2 separate regions of the Homo sapiens genome follow, and region 1 is linked to region 2. Evidence: chromatin contacts called from ENCODE Hi-C or POLR2A ChIA-PET data. All regions are on one chromosome and are shown on one strand. Each heading gives the region's core, a stretch centred on a gene start or an enhancer-like site at or near the end of the contact. The rest is flanking DNA. Distances are from core to core; before and after follow the strand shown.

Region 1 (6,244 bases), core at 1,073-3,572, 34 kb after region 2:
CTGGTGTCCCCCGAGCCCTCTCCAGGCATCTCATGACACGATAGACGAATGTTGAGTCCTGTATCAAAGACTGAGACTGACTTCCGTGCATGTGGCTCTCCCACCCATTGTCCCCTGTTCTACACAGGCAGCCCACACCTGAGAGTTTTCACTGCCACAGTTCCTCACAGAGTTGAATGGAAGTTGACAATCCTACAGATAGGTTCCCGGTCACACATGATGCTTCTGCCCACCTTTTTCTTTTGTCTTAGCAGTCAGCGTGTGGGCCGGCCCTGGCCCAGGGGCGTGCTCTCCATCTTAGCCTGTAATTGCCCAGCTTGTTCTTGTCACGCTTTCTTCAGACCTCTCATTATCCGCTCCGAATATTTCTAGCATGGGCATAACGGGGGTGAGGACTGCTCACTTCTCTGATCCGCCCTCCCACCGAGGCCAGCAGAGACCCGGGATTACTCAGTCCCTGCCGTTCCACTGCGAAGTCTTGACTCAACTCTCCCACCAGAACCAGGCACATCGCTTCTGGCTTCTTGGCCATGGGTGAAGATGTGCAGTTATTACTCCTCCTCAGAAGGGAAGACATGGGTTGGGAGGAGAGGCAGCAGTGCGCACATGGCACCGTCAGGGTCTGTGCTGATCCTGGGTGCTCAGAGGGCCTGCAGCAGCAGGTTTTGTACCAACTCTGCCGGCAACCCAGGTAGAGGCAGGCACGAGCACCTGCTAAACTCAGTTTCCACCAGCTGCATGCTGCATTGTCTCCTAAGAACAGGGTATTCGAGAGGATTGTTCAGTCTGCATGGTTTTTAAAGGCGGTTCCAAGCTAAGGAATTCCATCAGTGCTTTTTTCGCAGCCACCAAATTTAGCAGGCCTGTGAGGTTTTCATATCCTGAAGAGATGTATTTTAAAGCTTTTTTTTTTTAATGAAAAAATGTCAGACACACACAAAAGTAGAATAGTACCATGGAGTCCCCACGTACCCAGCCTGCAGCTTCAACAGTTACCACATTTGCCAACCGGAGAGACTGCCAAGGCAGGAAAAAGCCCTGGAAAGCCCACGGCCCCTTTTTCCCTTGGGTCAGAGGCCTTAGAGCTGGCTGCCAAAGCAGCCAACCAAAGGGGCAGCTCAGCTCCTTCGTGGCACCAGCAGTGTTCCTGATGCAGTTGAAGAGTTGATGTCTTTGACAACATACGGACACTGCCTGGATTACCTAGATGTCACATCTTAATTGCCAATTGATGAAATTAGGTAAATGAAAAGAAAGCACTTAAATTTCCCCTTAGAGCATTTTAACATGACATGCAATCAGGTTTTGTCTGCTAATAATTATTTCTCCCCCTCCATCCCTCCCACCAGTTTCTTTCCTGAAGTCTGTGAGGCCGCTATAAACAGGTAGATGAAGTTAGAGCAGTTATGGCCCTAAATGGTCCACAGTTGGGTATTGGCACTACCGCAGTTTCAGGTGATGTCGGCATTTTTAGAAATAGGAGGAGATGGAAAAATTACGCTTCAGCTGTTAAAAATATTTTTGGGGCATTGAGTTACTTTAAAACACGTATATTCTCTAAGCTGTTTTTATCTGAACTTGTAGAGTCTATTCATTTTCTTGTTCAGAACATTTTGTAATATGTGAAACCTTTTATAATTAAAACTCTGAACTGCAGATTAAGTCTGACTTGCAGTTTTGTAAGATTCTAATGGATTAACAGCATTTTGTTTTGCAGGATTCCTGCCAGCTCCCAGGGGCTTTGGTTATAGAAGTGAAGTGGACTAAATACGGATCCCTGCTGAATCCACAGGCCAAAATAGTCAATGTAACTGCAAATCTAATTTCATCCTCCTTTCCTGAGGTAGGCCTAACCTAGTTTAAAGGCATAGGTTAAGACAGAAGTCTAGACACAACTCAAGTGTGGTAGGTGACAGGTATTACTTTGTGAAAAAGATTATAATTTAAACCATGGGGGTTCATAAAATATTTCAGCAGTCATTCTTAGAAACACTGACGATGGTTCTACTTACATTAGCATTCTGGTTCAGATTGGATCTTTAAAATTCTCATGAAAATTATGATATTCACGTGTTAATCAGACACCCTGGTAAAATTGTTTCTCTCATCCAAGTTAATGGCCAATTAGTGCTCCAGGACCTATCAGATTCATGAACTGACAGTAGTTGGGTGAGGAAGAGAATGAAAAGTGTCTCATTGTTGTCATTCTGGGAGCACACTGGAGGGTGGGCCTTGCATCTCTCTGTTTATTACAGGCCAACTCAGGAAATGAAAGGACGATTCTTATTTCCACTGCGGTTACTTTTGTGGATGTGTCTGCACCTGCAGAGGCAGGCTTCAGAGCTCCACCAGCCATCAATGCCAGGCTGCCCTTTAACTTCTTCTTCCCGTTTGTTTGACGTAAGTGAGGAAACTACGCCCCTCCTCTGAGGTCATCCCCTTTGGAAAGTGTGCACGTGGGGCTAGAAGTCCCTAGGGGATACTGCATTTTATACTTTTTGAGGGTCTCGCTTTGTTGCCCAGGCTGGAGTGCAGTGGTGTGATCATGGCTCACTGCAGCCTTGACCTCCTGGGCTCAAGCAATCCACCCACCTCAGCCTCCTAATAGCTGGGACTACAGGTGCACACCACAACACCTGGCTAATTTTAATATAGTTTGTAGAGATGGGGTCTTGCTGTGTTGACCAGGCTGGTCTCAAACTCCTGGGCTCAGGTGCTCCTCCTGCCTCGGCCTCTGAAAGTGCTGGGATTACAGGTGTGAGCCACCATGCCTAGCCTTATTATACTTCTAACCTTTGAGGTTGCCTCCAAACCAGCACACTGCCCTTCTCCACTCCCTTCCTGCCTTTTTTCCTTTTGGAAATGTTATTCTATCTGACTTTTGAATGGGGAATATGCTTAACACATAGGTCATAGATGATAGAACCCAAAAAGTCTTTGGGGAGATGGTAAAGAACATGAACAGGACTTGAAGCAGCAGAGGCAAGGGGGATTTGGCCAGTTCATTCATCCCCTGCTTTGAGTTATTTATTTTAAAAATACTCAGTTCAGGTTTTTTCCTTTTTGGGTCCGGTTGAAATGAGTACAAAAAAATAGCAAAATATTAGATAAAATCATGCGAGAAGAGCACACAGCCCTTACAAGGGGATCTTCCCCCAAATACCTTGTTAATTATAGTGGAGTCTTGGGTCTAATTGCCATTTCTGCACCAGGCACTGTAGCTAGCTTGCTCTCCGACTGGCAGGCTGGTATGGGTGCCACAGAGGAAAGAATACAGTAGGAGGGTCCAGGGAAAAGAGAGAGTTTATTTTATACAGTAGTTGTTTTATTTTATACAGTAGTTGTACAGTAATTGAGGAAAAATGTTGTCAGGTGGCAGAAAACAATGGAGCCACCTAGAAGCTGGCTGATGCAGCTGGGGCACACAGAGGAGGGGCCTGGGTACCCCTTTTGGGGAAACTGAGACGAAGCTATTTAGAACAGCTTGAAAATAAGAGACTTTTCTAGAATGGGGTGGCAGCTAAAGTAGCTTCTTTTTCTTTCTTTCAGAATGCTCAGATGCATCAGTTCCTTAATATACACGTGAAATTTGAAAACTGTACATTCGGTGAGATTAAATTTTATATACAACTAGCAATTGTCCAGCTTTGTTGCTCATTTTCAATTAAGGCTAAAGTGTTCAACATGAGAAAATGTGATACATTTGATACAGTGTGGGGTGGGAGTGGATGGGCAGCTCTTGGTGGTACTGGACCTTCCACAAGGCTGTGTCCACCCAGAATCCATGCTGGCAGGAGGGAGGCAGAGGTATCAAACCAAACCTCTCACCAAGCGGCCCAGGAGGGGCAGCTGTTCCTCTCGTGACAGCACAGGCCCATGAGACAGTGTCTTCTTTTTGAGGGGAGCTGGTCCGGGTCTAGTTCACTTCACCAAGAAGTCCATGCTGTCGCAATAGTTTGTTAAGTCTTTCAATTTCTTGTTCCTATTGCAAAAGCAGACAAACACTGGAATTTACTTTGAGCCTCGCCAGGGATGTGACAATCAATCATTCAGTGAGCCCCAGGCACAGGACCACAGAGATGAATGAAAGCTACGCTGTTTGTGGCATTCAGTCTGCTGAGGAGACTGCTACAATCAGATAGGCTTCACTGAGCAGCAGTGACAGCAGTGAGAAGACAAACGTGGGGGACCTGGCAGAGCCCTGGGATGTGGGGGTGGGCACAGCTTCAGGGAGGATGTGACGCCTGGGCTGGATCTGAAAGGACAAGGCAGGCTCAGCCCAGGGAAGGGCGCTCTAGGTGCATGAGCAGCGCTCTGCTGCAGGCGGGTGCTGCGGCAGAGGCCAGCTTCCCAGATATCTTTTTTTTTTGAGACAGAGTTTTGCTCTTGTTGCTCAGGCTGGAGTGCAATGGCGCGATCTTGGCTCACCACAACCTCCACCTCCCGGGTTCAAGCAATTCTCCTGCCTCAGCCTCCTGAGTAGCTAGGATTGCAGGCATGTGCCACCATGCACAGCTAATTTTGTATTTTTAGCAGAGACAGGGTTTCTCCATGTTGGTCAGGCTGGTCTCGAACTCCGGACCTCAGGTGCTCCACCTGCCTTGGCCTCCCAAAGTGCTAGGATTACAGGCATGAGCCACCACGCCTGGTCCCCAGATGTGTCGTCTTTCTTACCTTCTCAGAGCAGCTGAACTCAAGGTGTTGAATCTTGGCGGCCAATTGTACATTCATCTGTTTTAACCTTAAGAGTTGCCGTTCTGAACGTGTCTTAACTGAGATGATAATCCCTGAAATAAAATTGGGGGTCTCAGTGATACTGGTTTCTAACTTAACCACTCAGGAAAAAAATCTGTATTCTTACACCTGTATAGAGTTTGGAGGAGTGGTGACAGACACGCGAGACAGTCATCACTTTAGGGCATCAGAACTGGGAGGTCAGGGTTTTGTGTCTGAGCTACTTAGTACCCAGTTACACAGTATCTCTCTTTAGCTGGCATGGCTGAGAAATCCTTAAAAATAATCACTGACAAGATGAGCATTAGGATTCTTAACCTAGAACCTGTTCACAATCATGTGGGTGCACAACAGCGGTGTCCATAGATGCCACGAAAGCACAGGCTGGGAAATGCCCCCTTTCCCCATAACAGGCATCTTCTGTAGGAACTGAAAGGCTTTTTTTTCTTTCCTTTGACAAGAGTCCAGTTTTTTTTTTTTTTTTTGAGATGGGGTCTGGCTCTGTCACCCAGGCTAGAGTGCAGTGCACAATCTTGGCTTATTGCAGCCTCCAAATCCTGGGCTCAAGCAATCCTCCCACCTCAGCCTCCCCAGTGGCTGGGACTACATGTGTGCACCACCACACCCAACTGATGTTTGTATTTTTTGTTTTGTAGAGATGGGGGTTTCACCATGTTGCCCAGGTTGGTCTCGAACTCCTGGGCTCAAGTGATCCTCCTGACTCAGCCTCCCAAAGTGCTGGGATTACAGGCATGACCACTGCACCCAACCTGTTTCATTTTATTTGCTTGACGTAAACCTGCTTATAACCAGCTCCTAAAGGGCTGAAGAGGAAGAAGGGAGGAGAGGGAGGTGAGGGGGCAGAGGGGAGGCCTCCATAACAGGAGCCACTGTGAGCTCAGGCACCCAGAGTGACTGCGCAGTCAGGCCTTGGATGTATGCCTGGGCCCCTACTCTCCATCCACAGCCTGGGAGTGCAGGAGACGTACCATTGATGATCCGGGCCACCCGCCACAGCCGGAGCAGAATCAGCAGGCCCAGAGCCTCAAACTGGTGCTCCTGGAACAGGAGGACAATGTCGAGGATGAATGAGACCACCACCACGACGGCATCCAGGATCTCAAACTTGTGGTGAAAGAACTCCAGGCGGAAGACAAATAATTTAAAGATGATCTCCATCATAAAAAAGACCAAGATGGTGATGCTCATGTAGTGGAATACCTGAAGGGGACAAGGAACCACAGTCAGGGGAGATTGGGCCTCTGGGAGGTCAAGCTGCCCTCACATGCACCTGCCTGGTCACCAGCAAGAGAATTCCTCTGGTGGACAAATCCAGATGCCCAGTGCTGGAAACACAGCTGTGAACACCACAGATGAGGCACCTGCTCTCTAAAGGGCAATTAGGCAATGTCAGAATTAAAGCATCCTCTAGACCCTTTGGACCAGCAATTCCATGGCTAAGAACTTACCCTACAGCTGAGCTCCTGTGTGCACAGGGACTAAGGATATT
Region 2 (6,376 bases), core at 626-3,125:
TGATTCAATTATATTTTTATACACTGTCTCTGGAATGCCACAGGAAGGTGCTAAAGATATCACTTTGATGATTTAGTTTTGCTAAATACATTTAATAAACTAGATATATATACTGTTTGACATCCTTTTGAATTGGTATATACATTTCTTGAATAAATACTGTGTTATGTTTAAGGTTTTTTTGTTTTGGAGTGCAGTGGCACTATCATGGCTTACTGCAGCCTCAAGCTCTCCAGACTGAGGCGATCCTTCCACCTCAGCCTCCTGAGTAGCTGGGACTACAGGAATGTGCCACCATACCTGGCTAATTTTTGTATTTTTTGTAGAGATGTGGTTTCACCATGTTGCCCAGGCTGGTCTCAACTCCTGGACTCAAGCGATCCTCCCAAAGGGCTGGGAGTACAGGTGTGAGCCACTGTGCCTGGCCACGTCTAAGTACTTCGACATCTACTTCTGAACTGTATGGAGATTAAGTGTCAAAGGTGCAGCCAACATTCTTGGGCTTGGGTACCTCCTAAATAAGCCCATTCAGAATGGAGAGGGTTTCCTAAATCGTAGGGTCTCCAGGTCGTTTTGTAGCATTACAGTGGATTTGCTTTGTTTTCCCCTTTAAGATGTCTAAATTATTTTACTTAATTTTTGTAAAAGATTTTTGTCTTTAAATAGGTTCTTAGGCCTGGCGTGGTGGCTCATGCCTGTAATCCTAGCTCTTTGGGAGGCTGAGGCGGGAGGATCACTTGAGGCCAGGAGTTTGTGACTAGCCTGATCAACATAGTGAGACCCCCTCTCTACAAAAAATAATAAAAGGTATTAAGTGTTCATTTGTCCCCTTTATCACAATACAGCAGACAGAAGTTATCTGGCAACCTTGTGAGATGCAGCTAAAATAAAAAGGTGAAGCCAGTGTTGACAGAGTCTGGGATAGAGAAAATTCAGAGACAGTGATCTCACAGATCCCTGTGCTCCTTCCAAACACCCACGTTAGTGGCGTTGGGACGGCGCTTCCTAAATTTCCGTCCAACTCATCTGCTTGCGTCCGGACATTTGTTAAAAATATTTATTCCTGGCTGGGAGTGGTGGCTCACGCCTGTAATCCCAACTACTCAGGACTCAGGAGGCTGGAGCAGGTGGATCACTTGAACCAGGAGTTCGATACCAGTCCGGGCGACGGAGGGAGACCTCGTCTTTACAAAAAAAAAAAAAAAAAAAAAAAAATACAAAAATTAGCTGGGTATGGTGGCGCGCGCCTGAGTTCCCAGCTACTCAGGAGGCTGAAGTGGGAGGATTGCTTGAGTCCCAGAGGTCGAGGCTGCAGTGAGCCGAGATCGCGCTACTGCACTCCAGCCTGGGCGACAGAGTGAGACCCTGTCTCAAAAAAAATCCCCCAAAAACTGATTCCTGGGTCCTGCCCTAGACTAACTGACTCAGGATCTCCTGAGGTGGTACCTGGAAATCCGTCTTTTTTTTTTTTTTTTTTTTTTTTGGTTGAGACAGAGTGTCACACTGTCGCCCAGGCTGGAGTGCAGTGGCACGCTCACGGCTCTCTGTAGCCTTCACCTCCCGGGTTCAAGCGATTCTTCTGCCTCAGCCTCCCGAGTAGCTGGAACTACAGAAAATCTGCATTTTTTAAGCAAGCGCCGCGGACCGGTTGGAAACCACAGCCGGGATTTACACGCCCCTCGTTTACGCCAGCTTCACACCCGCTCACTAGTGCTCGCCCCTGTGCCTGCCATCGCTGCCTCACCCAGGCGCCGCCCTCCGGCCTCATCCGGGATCCGCCCCCTGCCTCATCCAGGCTTCGCCCCAGTCAGTCTCCGGCAGCTTCTCGCGGCTTCGCAAGCCCCTTCCCGTGATGCCCCGCGCCTGGCTGTCGCGGTTGCCGGGCAACGCGCTGTCCATGTCGCGGGCCTCGCTGGGACTCCCTGGGAGATGAGGCCGCGAGGTCTCCCGCCGCTCCTGGTGGTGCTCCTGGGCTGCTGGGCCTCCGTGAGCGCCCAGACCGATGCCACCCCGGCGGTGACGACAGAGGGCCTCAACTCCACCGAGGCAGCCCTGGCCACCTTCGGAACTTTCCCGTCGACCAGGCCCCCCGGGACTCCCAGGGCTCCAGGGCCCTCCTCCGGCCCCAGGCCTACCCCAGTCACGGACGGTGGGTACCATGTGCCAGCTCCTGGAGTCCACAGTGATCCAACCTCAAGGGGACAGCCCCGGTGAGGACGTAATAATGATAGCTAACTCTTATTGAGCACTTACTGTGTGCAGACACTGCTGAGTGTTCCATAAACGTCCATTCTCTAAACAATAACCCTGAGAAGTAGCTGTTACTATCACTGTCAGGTAAATGAGAAAACCGGGTCTCAGAGTTTAAGTGGAACGGTATCAAACCTTTGAAAATACTTGAAGTGGTCCCAGACAACAGTGATGCAAAGAGCAATAATGAATTCTTGCAGCCCAAGACGAAATTAAGTCGAGACAATGGTGGAAATTAGTGCCTTGGCTGCACTGAACTTTCACTTAAAGAGAGGCCAAAGGTCTATCTTACTAAATGTGACTATGTTAAGACCCTTCTCTGTTGACCTGAATTCTAAAAACCCAGGATTCCTCCTGTGTTGAATTGGAGGTGGAAAGCTATTGAGGGAGGGGTTATGCTCACTTCTTAGGAGTCATATGTAGGGATAATTAACATTTTTTTCAGAAAATGATTAATTCTAGAATTACACATTTAGTGGAAATATTTTATAATCTAATTTGACGTTTGGCTGGCGCCGTGGCTCACGCCTGTAATCCCAGCACTTTGGGAGGTCAACTCGGGTGGATTGCTTGAGGTAGGAGTTCAAGATCAGTCTGGTCAAAATGGCGAAACCCAGTCTCTACTAAAAATAGAAAAAATAGCCGGGCATGGTGTAATCCTAGCTACTCGGGAGGCTGAGGCAGGAGACTCGCTTGAACCCAGGAGGCAGAGGTTGCAGTAATTACCACTGCACTCCAGACTGGGCGACAGAGCAAGACTGTCTCAAAAAAAAAAATTGACATGGATGACTTCACTGAATGACTGTGACCCGCTAAGATTGAGTGCAAAACTTTGTGAATATGCCTTTTCCTGAGATGAGAGTTCATAGCAGCCGATTCTTAAAGTGGTTCATGATCTCAAAAAAAGTTTTTAAAATTTTCCGATTGTGTGAATTGAGAGTAACCCCAATAGATATGCAGTACTTTTAATCTTTTTTTATTCTTTTTTTGTTTTTGAGACAAGGTCTCGCTCTGTTACCCAGGCTGGAGTGCAGTGGCGTGATTATATCTCACTTAAGTCTCAATCTGCTGGGCTCAAGGGATCCTTCTGCCTCAGCCTCCAGAGTAGCTGGAACCACAGGCGTGCTCCCCCAGCTTGCTTTTTTTATTTTTTTATTTTTAGTAGAGATGAGATCTCGCTATGTTGTTCAGGCTGATCTCAAACTCCTGGGCTCAAGTGATCCTCCCACCTTGGCCTTCCAAAGTGCTGGGATTACAGGTGTAAACAACTGTGCCCAGCCTATCCCTTCTTAAGAAGATCTTTTCTCAAATTGATTAAGGCTCAGTATTAGTAAGTAAAAAAGTCATCAGCTGAGATCTTGAACTCTAGGACTTAACTGCGGTTACTGAACCTTTATTTCTCCAAAAGCTCTCCTTTCTGAATTACGAGTAATCTGAAAGAAAAAGTACAGAGAAATATATTTGCTATTTTAATATATAAACAGAGCTCTGTTTTATATTTAAATTGTTGATTTGATGAATTAGTAGGGAAGTTAAATCAGTGATAAACTGGGACAGAAGAAAGCCAAGTATTCAATGCCTGAAACTCTAAAGTTTTTGGACTGGATTGTCTTTTATTCATGTAAGTACTCCATCTGTTAATGCATTTTCTCTCCAAAATAAAGCTATGCTTGAAACATCATTATTATAGCATGTGTTCAAGGCTGTTTTTCCAGTATAGGGGATGAATTTGTGCTTGTCCTCACACTTTATTTTTTTTTTTTTTGGTCACAGGGTCTCACTCTGTCACTCAGGCTGGAGTATAGTGGCATGATCACAGCTCACTGCAGCCTCGACCTCCTAGGCTCAGGTGATCTTCCCACCTCAGACTCCCGGGTAGCTGGAACTACAGGTGCTGCATGCCACCACGCCCGGCTAATTTTTTGTAGGGACGGGGTTTCACCATGTTGCCCAGGCTGGTCTTGAACTCCTGGCCTCAAGTGATTGCCCACCTAGGCCTCCCATAGTGTTAGGATTACAGGCTTGAGCCACTGCACTCTGCCAGTCACCTGTCTTCACCTTTTTAAAGGACCTCTCTTTAGACTTGTGACAGTAATAACTCATTTGTTAACTGTTCACTGTGTGGCAGGCACTGTGCTAAGCATTTCACCTATGATGTATCTCATTTAATCCTTACAACAACCCCATGATGAGGGTACTGTTATCCCCATTTTTCAGGTGGATAAATTATTTGCCTAATTTTAGGACACGCAACTTGTAGATATCGGAGCAGGAGGCTGACTGTGAGTGGAGAACTGGATGGAAAATTGCAGGTGGCTTCAGGCAGTGTTGGTGGAGAAGAGTGATAACCCTTCATCTTGAATCTGGGCTCTGTTCATTAGTACCCTGCTCTACAAGCCAGGTGTGCAGATGCGATAGGAGGCAAGGGCAGCTGAGTGCTGCTTAGACCTGACAGGGGCTCAACAGCTACTTGGTGGATGATTAAGTACACTCGCATCCTGGGTAGAAACCTTTTTCCTAAGTGGAGTTATTAAACACTATTGCTTCGTCCTTAGTAGTCTTACAGCTGCCTATAAGGGCTTTAAGTTTTGAAAACAAAGCAAGATAGTAATTTTAAACATACAGGGAACCTAAAGCACTTTTAATTTTTTACATTAGCGTGCATAAGTTGTGTCATTTTACTAGGCACATAGAAGAGTTCTCAACTAGAGAGAAGCACTGTAAACTTTAGGGGGAAAGCTTTTGTGTCTTAGACTAAGAAATCATGGCATATTAACAAAACCTTCCCCTTCACCTCACACATTTTTTTTGCAGAGTGCATTATACCTTTTACGGGGTACTATTTTTTTTTTTTTAATTGCCCAGGCTGGAATGCAGTGGCGCAGTCTCAGCTCACTGCAACCTCCACCTCCCAGGTTCAAGCGATTCTCCTGCCTCAGCCTCCCAAGTAGCTGGGATTACAGCCGCGCGCCACCATGCCTGGCTAATTTTTTTGGTATTTTTAGTAGAGATGGGGTTTTACCACGTTGGCCAGGCTGGTCTCAAACTCCTAACCTCAGGGGATCCACTCTTCTCAGCCTTCCAGAGTGCTAGGATACAGGCGTGAGCTATGGGATACATTTTTCTTTTCTCTTTTTCTTTCTTTTTTTTTTTTTGAGATGGAATCTTGCCCTGTCACCCAGGCTGGAGTGCAGTGGCACGATATCGGCTCACTGCAAACTCTGCCTCCTGGGTTCAGGCTATTCTTCTGCCTCAGCCTCCTGAGTAGCTGGGACTACGGGTGTGTGCCACCATGCCCGACTAATTTTTGTATTTTCAGTAGAGACGGGGTTTTACCATGTCGGCCAGGCTGGTCTGGACCTCCTGACCTCGTGATCCACCTGCCTCAGCCTCCCAAAGTGCTGGGATTACAGGCTTGAGCCACTGCATCCGGCCGCTGTGGGGTACATTTTTCTAAAGCTCCTTTTTATCGTGAAATAATTCATACGTACAAATAAGAATGTTGGGTGGACACTAGCAGCATTTGCTTCAGATTCCTTTTTTGTTAATTTTGTTTTTTGGCTTGAGATCTTTTTTTTTTTTTTTTTGAGATGGAGTCTCACTCTGTCATCCAGGCTGGAGTGCAGTGGTGTGATCTCAGTTTACTGCAACCTCTGCCTTCTGGGTTGAAACGATTCTCCTGCCTCAGCCTCCCTGAGTAGCTGGGATTACAGGCGCCCACCACCATACCTGGCTAATTTTTGAATTTTTTTTTTGAGATGGAGTCTCGCTCTGTCGCCCAGGCTGGAATGCAGTGACGCGATCTCGGCTCACTGCAAACCCCGCCTCCTGGGTTCACGCCATTCTCCCGCCTCAGCCTCCCCAGTAGCTGGGACTACAGGTGCCCGCCACCACACCCAGCTAGTTTTTATATTGTTAGTAGAGACGGGGTTTCACCGTGTTAGCCAGGATGGTCTCAATCTCCTGACCTTGTGATCCGCCTGCCTTGGCCTCCCAAAGTGCTGGGATTACAGGCATGAACCACCGCGCCCAGCCTAATTTTTGTATTTTTAATAGAGACAGGGTTTAACCATGTTGGCCAGGGCAGTCTCAAACTCCTGACCTCAAGTGATCTGCCCGCCTCCCA

What was found. Hi-C counts contacts between places; a loop is a spot of excess contacts on that map. ChIA-PET counts read pairs that join two places held with the same protein, here RNA polymerase II (POLR2A). Pooled maps may share reads with other maps.
Region 1: a pooled map shows a loop between it and region 2 (2.9-fold over the local background). The contact joins the enhancer-like site here to the promoter of TCTN1 in region 2. A Hi-C loop is called at or near these places in 4 of 168 maps with a recorded cell type or tissue (B cell, CD14-positive monocyte, OCI-LY7 and 1 more), 9 of 37 single-sample maps with no recorded cell type and 15 of 50 pooled maps. POLR2A ChIA-PET finds 5 or more read pairs at or near these places in 14 of 52 experiments (A549, B cell, CD4-positive, alpha-beta T cell and 10 more).

The regions. Positions count from the first base shown.
Region 1 is chr12:110,645,494-110,651,737 of GRCh38, forward strand. It overlaps TCTN1 (tectonic family member 1), which reads left to right. Exons shown (of 15, transcript NM_001082538.3): 13 at 1,703-1,843; 14 at 2,256-2,400; 15 at 3,550-3,937. The coding sequence ends at 2,399. It overlaps HVCN1 (hydrogen voltage gated channel 1), which reads right to left. Exons shown (of 8, transcript NM_032369.4): 6 at 5,724-5,955; 7 at 4,675-4,787; 8 at 3,193-3,982. The coding sequence ends at 3,917. Among named protein-coding and RNA genes, the nearest start is that of TCTN1, 34 kb to the left of the region's middle. RefSeq lists an enhancer at 2,511-2,570. Within about 2 kb of position 2,323, at least 4 of the 41 ENCODE cell types and tissues checked have a DNase peak (open chromatin) inside an H3K27ac peak, as active enhancers do; they include B cell and OCI-LY7, where a contact is called at or near this core.
Region 2 is chr12:110,612,254-110,618,629 of GRCh38, forward strand. It overlaps TCTN1 (tectonic family member 1), which reads left to right and starts at 1,876. Exons shown (of 15, transcript NM_001082538.3): 1 at 1,876-2,149. The coding sequence starts at 1,930. RefSeq lists an enhancer at 2,153-2,202.